2 separate regions of the Homo sapiens genome follow, and region 2 is linked to region 1. Evidence: chromatin loops called from intact Hi-C (ENCODE). Cell type or tissue: heart left ventricle. All regions are shown on one strand.

The links. Hi-C counts contacts between places; a loop is a spot of excess contacts. Peaks named below come from ENCODE experiments on the same cell type or tissue, not always from the same donor. Only the 100,000 strongest peaks of a DNase experiment are listed, where the experiment ranks them.
Region 2: a loop joins it to region 1, with 5 times the contacts of the local background. A loop is called at or near these places in 16 of 110 quality-filtered maps.

What each region holds. Positions count from the first base shown.
Region 1 is chrX:31,657,096-31,659,595 of GRCh38, reverse strand. It overlaps DMD (dystrophin), which reads left to right. Exons shown (of 79, transcript NM_004006.3): 54 at 1,452-1,606. Among named protein-coding and RNA genes, the nearest start is that of FTHL17, 590 kb to the right of the region's middle. In heart left ventricle, a CTCF peak has its summit at 1,026 (motif pointing right); no DNase peak of the experiment used is centred here.
Region 2 is chrX:31,271,089-31,273,588 of GRCh38, reverse strand. All of the region lies in intron 62 of DMD (dystrophin), which reads left to right. Among named protein-coding and RNA genes, the nearest start is that of FTHL17, 200 kb to the right of the region's middle. In heart left ventricle, no CTCF peak of the experiment used is centred here; no DNase peak of the experiment used is centred here; H3K27ac peaks cover 848 bases.

The sequences.
Region 1 (2,500 bases):
CGTGATCTTGGCTCACTGCAACTTCCATCTCCTGGGTTCAAGCAATTCTCTGCCTCAGCCTCCCGAGTAGCTGGGATTACAGGAGCCTACCAGCACACCCGGCTAATTTTTATATTTTTAGTAGAGACGGTGTTTCACCATCTTGGCCAGACTGGTCTTGAACTCCTGACCTCGTGATCCACCCGCCTTGGCCTCCCTAAGTGCTGGGATTACAGGCATGAGCCACCGCACCCGGCCTGTTTCTCATTTTTTTACTGCTTTGGTTAATGAAGATTTTAAGTCATATAGTATATTGATCTTCTTTTGAAGATTTTATCAGGATAAAGTACCAAAAGTGAGATTATTGAGTCAATGGGAATAAGCATTTGTATGTCACTTGGTATCTATTGCCAAATTGTCCTAATAGATAACGGTCCCCAGCAGTAATACGTGAATGTGCTAGTTTTACTGGTCTTTTCAGCTTTGGATTTTATTTTTTGTTAATTTAATTGGTGTCCAATTGTACCTTTTCAATTTAATACTCTATTTTTTATTACTTGAAAGTTAACTTTTTTCTTTTTAAATAAAATCATCCCACTCTTTCTCTTGTTTGAACTACCTGTTCCTATTCCTGTGTCCATTTATCAATGACTTAACCCATCCTATTGAATTTGATATAACTATCTTAACAATTAGTATTATCTTAATGCTTAGAAGCCTCCTCTCTGCACTTGCAGAAATGTTTAATAGAAATTTCAGGTTGATATGCTTCGAGATAAAACCTACCATTAATTGACTTCTTTCTTTGAAATATGTTTCAAGTGATGAGATAGCAAGTTTGAAAACACTGAATTGCCAAAGACAAACAACGAAGAAAATGTAGGTGATTTGGTTTAGTAAGATTCTTATATTTTGACTTTTTTTCTAATTTTAAAGTAAGGTATTCTAAAAGTATTTTGATCCTTCAAAAAATTCGTGACTAGAATAACAGTACTATTCTTTTGTTGTTCAATATTTTCTGTATGCAGGTTTAGTTGAACGCCAGTAGATGGCACTAATTACATAAACAATTCAACAAGTTAATGAAGAGGGAAAGAAATGTATGAGGTTTTTTTCGTTCAAATGTTGTTATATGTCACATATTCAACAATTATATATGAGCTTATTTTTGTAGTTTTTTTCTCTTGTGATAAAAACAATTAAGCCCACTTTATTGCCAATTAATTGCTACTAAGTTGAAATACTTGATACTGGTTATTGCTCAAGATGCTGCATTTGAAAAGTTTGTCCTGAAAGGTGGGTTACCTTATACTGTCATGATTGACTAAATCATATGGTAGGTTAAAAGCAATCTAATATATGTATTCTGACCTGAGGATTCAGAAGCTGTTTACGAAGTATTTTAAGACACTCCAACTAGAGATTTCATAAAAAAAACTGACATTCATTCTCTTTCTCATAAAAATCTATAGCAGTTGGCCAAAGACCTCCGCCAGTGGCAGACAAATGTAGATGTGGCAAATGACTTGGCCCTGAAACTTCTCCGGGATTATTCTGCAGATGATACCAGAAAAGTCCACATGATAACAGAGAATATCAATGCCTCTTGGAGAAGCATTCATAAAAGGTATGAATTACATTATTTCTAAAACTACTGTTGGCTGTAATAATGGGGTGGTGAAACTGGATGGACCATGAGGATTTGTTTTTCCAATCCAGCTAAACTGGAGCTTGGGAGGGTTCAAGACGATAAATACCAACTAAACTCACGGACTTGGCTCAGACTTCTATTTTAAAAACGAGGAACATAAGATCTCATTTGCCCGCTGTCACAAAAGTAGTGACATAACCAAGAGATTAAACAAAAAGCAAAATACTGATTTATAGCTAGAAGAGCCATTTATCAGTCTACTTTGATAACTCTATCCAAAGGAATATCTTTCTATCTCATCATGGCGCACACTGCCTTACCTGTTATCTGATAAATAAGTCACTTTGGGATTCATGATAGAGTTATAGCTGTACATGGTCTCATCCTAGTATCTCACTCCACACACCCAATGGGAAAATTTGTGGAGGGCAATATGACTCGTCACTTCATTTCCCATTATATATGAATGGAAATTAACAGCGCTTATAGACAGTATCTCCTCAAACTAAGCCTTGTATCCTTATTATACCTCTCTTGATCTCTAGTGCTTTTTTCACTAGCATTTATTCCAATCATAAATAAAAATATAAATTATGTAACTAATTGTTAAATATTTGTCCTTTAAATTAATCTAAATGCCATGAGGGCAGAGATTTTGTCTTTCTCATTTGATACATCCCCAGGTCCTGAACCACGTGATATAATAGGGAGCTAGTAAATGTTTTTTGAATGATGACTCCCTTTGCAGAATGTACAATTACCTTGTGCAAGCTGAAAAAATAGCACCTGTACAATATGAGGAAGACCACGGTGAAAAATAATTGAGTTCCAAAATATGACATCAATTACTGAAAAAATAAGCTCGGTGAT
Region 2 (2,500 bases), 390 kb after region 1:
AATTGACTGGTAATTCCTTTGTTTACTTTTTTCCAAATCTCAAGAAGCAAGTCTAGAGTATTAACAATGGTTACATTAGCATTTAAAATTTTTTTTTGAAATTTGAGTATTTCAGAAAGGGGTAATTTAGGCAGGCATGTATGTAGAACTTTGCATTTTAATTAAAAAGACTCAAAATGAAATGAACCTCTGACAGTAACAGATGACTACTTCTAAAAGCTGCATTACTACTTGATATATGCTCAGTATTTTCTTGTGGGTAAGTCCTACGACTTGTTTCAAGAAAAGTGACAGGACTAAAACAATTAAAAAAGACAAAGCTGCTGTTTTTTAATCATATGTTCATAAATAAAACTAGGTTGTGAATTGTTTCCAGAGAAGCAATTGACAAAGTATGAGTAAATCACTCTAAGAACTAAAGCTGCGTTGATTTTTTTTAATGTTCAACCAAACATCTATCCTTGTCCAATGATGAATTTTCTTTGACAAATAAATATTTACAAAGTATGAAATATAGACTCTGTGCCTTTCCTAAGGCCAAAGCATACTGTTTAAACTAAAATTTAATTTTTTTTCTCACCTCAAATACACCAAAATAAGAACATAACTAAAAATTAATTCTCTCTTGTAGTAGACTGTCCATTAATCTTTTGTTAGATAATATTAGCATTGTGAGTGTCAGGTAGAAAGAAAAACTGTAATTTCTAGATTGATCAGAAAATGTGAGTATTTATGGATTTGAAGAAAACAATAAAGTCTGATAAAATAGAATTTTCTGTAACCTCCCTTATGGAGTCAAGAAGGAGGAATCTTTCAACATCCTCCCATTTTGCAGTGAAAAGTCTTCATGCAGTAAATAGTTTGCTTGGGTAGATCAAAGGGTTAATTTACTTCTGATTTGAGAAGAGACGCAGACTTCCCTGATTTTTTTACAAAAATGTGTTGTGTGGGAGGAAGGTAGAGGCCTCAGAATGAATTCACTAATTGGGGTTTTCACCTGCTGTGAGTCTAATCGAATACAAAGCCTTATTTGTAGCTGAAGAGGAAGAGAGATTATGCAGAGTGTAAGAATTTCTGCCCAGTTTTGAAATTCCGCTTATTTGGCACAATCGGTGGGGAAAGGCAGACAAATAGTTACAAGTTTGAGCTGTTAAGGTAGACCAGGAATGCTGTAGTCAGATATACTTGAACCACATTAACCAGTGATCCATTTTTAGCAGGAGGTGGTGTGGGTCATATACATGGGTTATCGCTATAGCTGGCAGGCTAATAGGTACTCCAAATTCTTTCCCATGAAGCAACCGTCGGCCTGTGAGGTTAATGAAGTATGGCTTTATTTTAGTGAAGATGCTAAAATTCACATCTTTTTAGATGTTCGGCTTGATATAGGTGGCTCTGTGAAGCTTTGAGAAATCTTATTAAAAGAAAACTGTGTGAGAGTGAAGCAGAGCTCGACTTTATCTGGAACCTGTCTGGTGAAATCTCTGGTTTAGATGGCAGCTGGCTCACAGAGAACTTTCCTGAGTCTGGCTTACTCTGCCTCCCTAAAGAGACAGGGCCTGGAAAAATAGGCTTTTGTGTGGGTGTGAAGTGCTCTGTGTCTGAACTTAGAGGCCTCTTCATTTGCTGGTTAATGTGACCTGGCTGGATATTCTTACATCCAGAAGATGTTGGTTTCAGATTGATCTAGGGGGATTGTTATATATATATTTCAATTAGTATGCTATAATATTTGCCCTAACCAGCAATGATTCACCATACACCAACCCATTTGTTAGATGTCTGAGTCACTGTTCATGGTTAGTACTTGTACTATGCAAAGAGGAATATGGAATTCTTATGTCTTTATTGTATACCCAAATGCTGACATTTTACTATAGAATATGTATTCGAGTTAATTGAAGTGATACCTATACTCTAAATGAATTTTTATAAAGTGATGCAGGTTATACTAAAACTTAGGGCGCACTATAGATAGAGAGAAGCTGAACCCTAGGAGTTGGTGAAGTCTCTCGGGACCATCCCTCCAGGCAAGTACCCAGTTCAAACCATTCCTTGTCTTTGTCCTTTCCTATGCCACTCTGCATTTTTACACAGCTAGCATCAGGCCAACATTGAAACCACATGCAACCCAGAAAGGAAAAAGATGTGTTTGTGGAAGGTAGGAACAGCCTAGTTTCAGCTGTTGGCCCTTCACAGCCTCCACTAGATGGGCTCATTCGAACCCAAGACCCTTCCAACAGTACACTGCAAATCCATAGCTCCAATTCAGACATCTTCCCTCTGAGCTCAAGACTCAGATGTCCAACTGTCTCTTGGATACCTGCACTTTTACATCACCACCTCCAATTCATTATGTTCAAGACTGGATTCATCATCTCTTTCCTAACCCTCTTCTGCCCCCTCCTCCTGAAATTCCTAGCTCGGAGAATGCTACTCATCCAATCTTTGTTGTCACTCAAGGACAATGGTCCTTAACCTTCACTGCATATTAGAATCA